2 separate regions of the Homo sapiens genome follow, and region 1 is linked to region 2. Evidence: read pairs that join two places in POLR2A ChIA-PET (ENCODE). Cell type or tissue: OCI-LY7. All regions are shown on one strand. Each heading gives the region's core, and the rest is flanking DNA. Links, peaks and the distances in the headings are about the cores only. Region 1 has its middle 88 kb from the start of LINC02957. Region 2 has its middle 9.2 kb from the start of NFIL3.

Region 1 (4,397 bases), core at 144-4,143, 520 kb before region 2:
ACCTCAGCCTCCAAGCGTAGTGAACAGGTTAGCAAATGGAGGCCCATCACTATCAAGAAAATGGTTTTGCTAGAGTCCTTATCAAGTGGATTGTGCCAGAAAGAAAGTGATCATCATAGGAGTAGGCAAGTCAGCCTCGCCAACTGTACAGGACATGACCTTTCCATTTCCTGATGAACCCGGAGGTGTAAGGTCACACCCATAGCAATGGCTCCTCTCGTACCAAAAGCGCCTGGTAAAGCACACTTTCTGGACACCGGATGTGTTCCCAGGGATGCCAGAGAGCTCCCTGTAGCCGGTGGCATCCAGGTGGACAGACTTACACAGCAGCACGCTGTCCCTCGCTACATCGGTCAGAATTTAGGGACACAAGCTGCCCAGTGCACCTCCATCCATCACCTCTCTTCCCCCTCTTCTTGCTTCCTTCATTATTCAACCTCGAAATAAAAAAGAAAACAAGATGCTTGGTCAAGCCAATCTCAACTACCGAGACTTTCTACCTCACACTACCGTGTACATGGCAGGAAATCTCAACAGAACAGGGGCGAGAAAAGACTCCTCGGACAGACTTCAGTGGACCAGGATCTGAGCAGGATTTGCTCGCCTTGGAAATAAGGCAGACCTCCCAAGGTGGAGAGAATTTAAGTAGAAGAGATTCATGAAGAGAAAAATATCGCCCAGTTAAAGCATGGCCGTGAACAAACAGCCATTTTATTTATTTTTCTACAGTCAAAATATTAGACACTTGTTCATTCAATCTTCTCTTTTAAAATTAATGAGATATCCATTCCTTAATGTCATGCTATGAATTTTTTTCTCAGCCTCACCCCAGTTCTTTAATCTTGATCACTAAATAGTAGCTTTCTAGAGGATGCTTTTTTTCATTTGCTACCAGGGCTTCCCCTAATGGGCCGGAGGGTTCATCCTGTTAGGAATCTGTGTGTGTGTGGGAGGGGGTGTACGTGTGCATCTGTTTGTAGTATGTGTGTGTCCGTTCATGATGTGCGCATGTGGTTTGGGGAGGTGTCTGTGTGTGTCCATGTGTGTTTGTATGTTTGCATGCATACATGGTGTGTGTATATGTGTGTATCTCTGTGTGGTGTATCTGTGTTTGTATATGTGTGGCATGTGTGTGTCTATGTGTGTAGTGTGTGCATGTGGTATGTGGGGATGTCTGTGTATACATATGTATGCATGTTTATGTATCTGTGTGTGTATGTATTTGTGTGTGTGGTGTGTTTGTGTGGCATATGTCTATGTATGTGCTTCTGTATGTGGTGTGTATTTGTGTACTTGTGTGTATGCATATCTGCATGTGTATACCTGCATGTATGTGTGTATGTGTAGTGTGTGTGGTGTGTGTATGTGTACCTGTGTGTTTGTGTGTGGTGTATATGTGTCTCTGTTAAGCAGATGTCTTTGTCCTTTCATTTTTCAGATCTTCTTATGCTCTCAACATTACTGCCAACGTGAAAATGACCTTTTATTATTAACCAGCTTGGTCATCATTTTTCCCCATTCGGGTCACGGTGTGTAGAACCGGTTTTCCATCTCACTGGCATCCACGGGAGTTAGCCCTTCCCCGGTGGATCTGGACATGACACCCCCACTCCCATCTCAAACCACCTGCGATTGGCTCTATGATAGACGCCACCATTACCACAGTAAAAATAAAACAATGGAGAGGCCATTACTTAGGTCCCTGAAGCCCAAAACAGGCCAGTACACTTTTACCTAAGTCTTCATGAGAGCCAAGCACCTCCACTCACAGCGAAAGGTCTGCCTCTCCCGCACAGCCTAAATAAGGACCCTGCCTCTGCCCCTCTGGGGCGTGCAGAGGGTGGGAGGGCACTGAGCAGCACCCACATCACACCCATGGGTGCTTTCTCATGGAAGCTGGGCTTGCCAGGACCGCCTGTTCTCCTTCAGACAGCATCTGCCCTGCCGCAGCCCGGAGTGAGAAAGCAGCCGAGCGGGAAGCGGGCTTTGAGCCTCGAGACAGACTCCATCTCTCTTGTTTCTTACATGGTCTCCTGCTGCATGGCCTGAAGGAGGGGCGCCAGCCCAATGGCTCCCAGCACTCAGTAGTGTCAGCAGCTGCCAGGGCCCAGTATGGCTCAAAATCATGCCCTGCCAGGCTCCCAGTACAGCTGGTGGGGCAGGGACCCTTCCCAGGTTTCGGCTGATGTTTCAGGCCACTGGCAGTTCTTGGAGATGCCTTCTTAAAGCCAGAACAGGCTTCTCTAGGAGAAAAACCACAGTTAGACTATTCATCCACTTCATTTGACAGTGACATTAGAGTCTGGCTGTCACTGTCTCCCTGCCTCCCCATTCTCAGCCTTTGGAGAGTGAGTACACAGGTGAGTACCCAAGGATCAAAGTACACTCGATGCCCTCCAGCAGCTCATCGCTAACATGCAAATGACTTTACAATCAAAACATGTGAATGCCCAGAGCGTTGCTCACATGTGCAAATGCATTAGCTTGCTGTGATAGAATAGATGCATACTATGTTACTTTTGAACACTTTAACGGAAGTTGCATTTGCATAATATTTTATAGCTCACAAAGCCTTTTCAGGTAAATTTTCTATTTTAAGTCTAAAAACAACCAGCTTTAGAGATAGTTGCTATTATTAACTCCTCATTTTACAAATGAAAAAGCCAGTAAGTAGGCTGACTGCTGACTAAGTAGACAGCACCAAAAAGAAGCAGCAGACTCCCATTTCTTCCTAGAACATCGCTGGTTCTCAGGCCCAAGTGCCCATTAAAAGCAGCAATAGCCTTAACAGTGCTGGTGCCCAGGCTCCATTCCCTGAGAGCCTGGTGTAATGGGTCTGGACTGGGGCCAGAGACCAGGCACTGAAAATCTTTAAAAGTGTACTGGGGGCTGGGTGCAGTGGCTCATGCCTGTAATCCCAGCACTTTGGGAGTCCCAGCACTTTGGGACTTCAGTCCCAGTTCTTCAGATTGTGTCTGCTGTACCTCCATAGAGCTGGGTGTGGTGATCAGGCCAAGCTTCAAGGTCTTGTTTTGCATGCCGGTCCCATGTCTCCAGCATCCCCTGAATCCAGTGACACCTAGTCCTCCCTGTCAGCTTCTCCGCCAGTAGTAGTCTGATAGGGCTGCCAAGACAAAGCAGTGCAAACAGCAGACATTCATGGTCTCAGCTCTGGAGGCTGGAAGTCTGAGATCAAAGTGTTGGCAGGATTGATTCCTTCCGAGGCCTCTCTTCTTGACTTGCAAAGGCCTTTCTCCTGTGTCCTCCTGCAGTCCTACTCCTGTATGACCTTATCTTAGCAAATTACATCAGCAAAGTTCACATTCTGAGGTTCTGGGAGTTGGGACTGTAACATATGTTTTTGGCAGGGAGTTGGGGGCAGACATAATTCATCTCATATCACTGTGCGGATGGACCCTGTCCTTCTGTGCACTGCTTCATCTCAAGTGCCTGTGAATGGCATACCCCCAGTGGACCCAGATTAAGGCCTCACTCCTAGCTCAGAGAGGATTCTAGGTGACTGAGTGTGGTTGGTTCCCTCAGAGCTGGACCCTGGGGCTGTGCAGCAAGTTGGTGAAGATGCCTTCTGAAGACCTAGGGGGAGCAGGAATGAGGCTGGGGCCTTCCAGGGGACTGGCTTCATTGGTCTTGGCCTTGGGTGGCCCCTGCACATCAGGAGGAGGGGATGCACAGGCCCGCCCACCCTGAGTCATTCTGGGTAAAGTGGTGTTGAATCGTGTGCCCTGGAAAGATGTTGAAGTCCTAACCCCAGTATCTGTGGATGTGGCCTTATTTGGAAATAGGGTCTTTGCAGACCTATAACTTATCTTAGATCAAGTTAAAACAAGGCCATAAGGTGGTCTCTAATTTAGTAGGACTCTGTGTCCTTAGAAGATGGGGAAACCTGCATAGGCATACACACTGGGAGACATGAAGACACGATCTGCAGGCCAAGAAGAGAGGCCTCAGAAGAAACTCCCAACTTCCAAACTGTGAGACAATCAACTTCTGTAGCTTAAGCCGCCCAGTCCCCACCACCAGAAAGTGAATCCAGGTATTGACAGGAAGCCCCAGGTCGGCTGCCCCACCATGCTAGCCATGCCCCCACCTCCCCGGGCCCCTGAGGTAAGTGCACAGGGAGACTCCGGAAAGGGGGCGAAGGACTCCAGGGCTCACAGTTCACACCTCCCTGTACCTGACAATTATTGGAATCTTATTGAAAAGCAGATTCTGCCTCAGTGGGTCATAATGAGTCAGCCAGGTTGGAGGGGGTCCCTCGAGAAACTCCTACCAGCCTGTCCACTGAGGTGGAGCCTCAGGAAGTTCATGATGTTTGCAGCTGGGAGGAGCCTGGCCCTTCCTCTTCGTGTGCAGAACCTGAGATTTGAATGGCAGCA
Region 2 (4,397 bases), core at 255-4,254:
GCATGCCAACACACCAGGCTAATTAAAAAACATTTTGTAGAGGCAGGATCTCACTATGTTGCTCAGGCTAGTCTCAAACTCCTGGCCTCAAGTGATCCTCCTACCTCAGCCTCCCAAGTGCTGGGATTATGACCAAAGTCTTAAAGATGTATGGGTATTCTACAGGCAGGAATCATGCCTCAAAAGAGTACCACATAAAGCCAGGCCTAGCAAAGCCAGTGTGGTTGGTGACCAAGGGAACCTTGGGGAGTGACAAGTCCTGGCAGAGAGCTTGATGGAAACCCAGGTTTTGCAAAGTCGGCATGGGAGAGCAGTGTGGAAATGTAGACCAGGCCCAGGCCTAGGGGACCTGGAGTAGCAAAACCAACCAGTACGTTATTCAGGCAGTACGTTATTCAAGCATTTAAAACACATTGTTTTAAATGCTTTTTTTCCCCCAAATGTCACACATTAAGAATTAGTGTAGGGAAATGGTTCAAAGCCTGGACTCTAGAGCTGGGTGGCCATGGGTAAGTCACGTGAAACCTTGATGCCTCAGTTTCTTCATCTGAGAAACAGCACAATAGTACTTTACATATGCTATATATGCTTCAGTTCCTCTACACAGTAAGAATAATAACAAATACTGCTCAAACACCACAGCATGCACACACCGTCTTGGGCGCATCACATATATTAAGATGTTTCATCCTTCTACCATTCCGTGGAGAGGGGAAAGGTGTCACGGGAACAGAGCCTGAGCTTAGGGATGCACTGGCACATGCTCTCCTGTGCTATTACAAAGGGTGTGTATTCATCCCACGAGAGAAAGCCAGCTGGAGACTAGAAGCAAGTGGAATTTGACTTGAACAGTTTAACCACAGTGGAAGCCGACGTGACTTTGGCCTTCAGGGAGTGTCTGTACTTGGGCTATGCTGCTCCAGAGTTCCTTTTGCTTCTGTTCCTGCTCCTGGCTGTCTGGGATGGTTCCCAGTGCAGGACTTGTGCTGCTCAATGACCCAGGCCACACAAGACTTTCCCCCTAATGCATAAGTAAAACACCACTTTCCTTTGTAAAAATGACCTCTCTGCAAGTCCCAGTGTGTCTCCTTCCTGGATCCCCTTTGCCTCACCTGTCCCAAGCCTCTCTTGCTTGCTACTGGACAGGCTTTGTCTTGGACGCCTTTCCCTCTTCTACCACCAGCAGCTAACTTGGGTCTTCCTGGGTTCCCAATGCTTTCCTGCTGCTGCAAGTAAGATGGACAGAACTTACAGATGGGCACCTCCCATCACTTAGGAACTCACACAAGCACAGAGGGCCAGGAACCTGTCTTTCCCAGGGGCTACCGGGGCAGGTGACACAACCCCATGATGTAGGGTAGTTGGCACACTGTCAGGTTAGTTCTGAGCCATGAGTGACAGGAGATGGGATGGAACCAGTAGATAAATACCTCCTCTCTACAATGTTTAGTGGCATGATGTCCCAAATCCCAGCCACAGTCTGTGCTGTCTTGGGGCACTGTAGTCAACCTGGTAGTGTACCTTGTCCTTATAAATGTACTTCCCCTATTTCTCTGTCTCCTCTTCTTTTCCTCCTACTCTTGCAGTTCTAGAATTGTACCTCCCAAGAAAGGCTTAGCACAGGAGATTTGATTCAGGCTCCGGTTTCTGGGAAACTCAGGCCCAGCCAATTTCTTTCGGAACCTGTCAAAGATTCAAAGTGCAGCAATAGTCCCAAAAATAGGTTTCCTGAAAACATGTCCCTCACGAAAAGTAGCAGAGAAAGATGACTCTCAGTCTTGCAGAGAAATTGTCCATTTTCTTATCTTTTGCAGTATTATGAAAACTGTTGCTGACACATAAGAACCTATATATTCCAGTGAAGTTGTTTAGGTTTTTTTTTGCCAGATCTTAATTCTGCTGTGCAAAGGCAGAGCTGAAAAGAAATGGGAGGTTGATTTGTAAAGCATTAGTGTGAGAAGGTCTTAGGGAGGTCTTTTCTAGTACTCTTTTGGAGTATGATATATATTGCTAAAGTAGCTGGAGAGTAGTCAGAAGTATAGCTATTTTGATGTGATAAAAGGAAAACATTTTGAACTGCAGACTAGGAAAGAAAACTTTCTTGTTACTGAAAAATATTTATCTTTACTACTGAATATCTGAAAAGCATTCTTTTTCAGTGTAAATTTAATCATTTAATGGTGAAACAATAAAGTCCTTCCTATTTAAGTAGGAAAATAAACAGGAAACTCATTATTATTTGACATCATTTTGAAGGTCTTAGCCATTGCAATGAGACAGGAAAAAAAAGAATTATCAGTATTACAAGGAAGTTATAATTCCATATGTTCATTTACTTATGTAGCAAAACTAAAGCTTATGCAAAAATAGAAGAATTCAGTAATGTAGCTGGACAAGATGTTAATATTTAAAAACAAAATTTTCCTGCATATGGGAATCATTTGTAATAGAATGGCTAAAAGCACACATTCTACATTTATTGCTGTGACTATCGGCAAATTGCTGAGACTCATTATGTTTCAGTTTCCTCCTCTGCACACTTGGGATTGTAGTCATGCTGCCCTCTGAAGGTTATGGTGAGGATATTATGAATGAGCATTGCTGCAGTTTGACTCACACAAGATCTACTTACAAGCTTATTCATCCAGTCTTTATTTACTCTGGGATTTGCAAGTATCAAATACTTTCAGACTTCCTTGATGGCAGGGGTGGCTAACTGACATCATTCTGGCCAAACGGGCATAATAAGAAGTTGCAGGTGCCCCTATTTTCCTTTTCTCCTGCCTTAAAAATGGACATGATGCTAGAACTATAGCACCCATTTGACCATGAGGGAAGCGTCAATATCAGCACCTGTTTACCTACTCCTGGGCTTCTTGAACATGAGAAACACAAACCTCGATTTGTTTAAGTCATTGTTAGATGAGTATTTTGTGAACAATATTTTCATTTGTGACTGAATAACATGTGAAGCATAACATAAATAACATATCTGGTGCCTAGGCAGTGTTTAATAAATGTTAGCTCTTAGTATTTTAGTTGAAAAATATTATATTTAAATATATTTAAAATATACTTGGGAAAAGTGTCTTATTCACAATAAGAAAAACTATCAAATAATTAATACTACATCTAACAAAAAGGTACAAGCTAGTCTACATAAAGAAAACTATTAAACATTGAATAATGACTAACAGAAGCCAAACAAGTAAAAAAATTGAATATATTTCTGATTAAGAGTATTATAAAGATGATGATTACCCCCAAATTAACCAATGAGTATAATCTCTCTTAATCAAAATTCTAATGGATATTTTGAGAAACTTAAAAAGTTGATTCTCAGGCCAGACACAGTGACTCATGCGTATAATAGAAGCACTTTGGGAGGCTGAGGCATGAGGATCACTGGAGACCAGGAGATTGAGACCAGTCTGCACAACACAGGCTCTCATGAGTGCTTCTAAACAATGGAACATAATATGCTTCCAGAACCTCAGCTTCATGAAGTCTAAGACATGTTTCTTCAGCTTTCAAGCCTCCCCAAGTAGATATCAGATTGCATGGGAGTAGAAAAAAATGGATGCTAAGTGTCTACTAACCAAGGGAAAATACATCATGTTGGAATCATTGGCTAGACCTTCATCTCATTCCAAGCATAAAAATATTCCCGTAATATTAAAGATTTAAGTGTTAAATTACACATAAAAGTACAAAACCAAAATATGGGAGAACAGGTCTACATGAAACCCAGAAGTTACAAAAGAAAAGATAAATATATTTAATTAACCGTGAAGCAGCTTTTGTTTGATAAAAGACACCTTAAAATTAAAAGACAAAAAATTTGAGAAAATAGTTCACATTTTTATTCTAGAAAAAGGTTTAACATTCTTAATATGTTAAGCACTCTTATAAATTTACAAGAAAATCAACATCCAATAGGAAAATAGTAAAAGGATACGAATAATTTTCGAAAAAAATCAAGTGCACCTAGACTTCACCACTATACAATTCATCCATGTACAACCAAAAATCGCTTGTACTCTTAAAGCTATCGCAATTAAAAAAAAAATTAAGAATAGGTGGCAGTTTAGATTTGGGCCATAGGCCTGTAGTTTGCCAAACACTTCTCTAAAGGGTTTCCTAGGGAATGTGGAGGTCAGCATGAACATGCCCAAGGACCATGGCAAGGCTGCCTGTAGGTGACATAACAGTATCCGTATGAGCCGTCTTCTATGATTCCAGGCACCCCTGTGCTTTCCCTGGTTTTCTTTTGCATTCCCCCAAAGTACCTAATAACTGAATTGTGTGTTTTCTCTTTCTTTCTCTCTCTCTCCACTGCCCCCACTAGGCATAGCAAGTATTTGCTATGTCAAGTAGTGGAAGCATCACCCTCCTTG

Evidence for each region. Peaks named below come from ENCODE experiments on the same cell type or tissue, not always from the same donor. Only the 100,000 strongest peaks of a DNase experiment are listed, where the experiment ranks them.
Region 1: POLR2A ChIA-PET joins it to region 2 with 6 read pairs; 11 of 35 experiments call an interaction of 5 or more read pairs at or near these places.

What each region holds. Positions count from the first base shown.
Region 1 is chr9:90,906,964-90,911,360 of GRCh38, forward strand. No RefSeq gene overlaps it. Among named protein-coding and RNA genes, the nearest start is that of LINC02957, 88 kb to the right of the region's middle. In OCI-LY7, for the core only: no CTCF peak of the experiment used is centred there; a DNase peak (open chromatin) is centred at 2,558.
Region 2 is chr9:91,430,791-91,435,187 of GRCh38, forward strand. It overlaps a transcript of NFIL3 not described here. Among named protein-coding and RNA genes, the nearest start is that of NFIL3, 9.2 kb to the left of the region's middle. In OCI-LY7, for the core only: CTCF peaks have their summits at 2,575 (motif pointing left) and 2,776; a DNase peak (open chromatin) is centred at 2,561.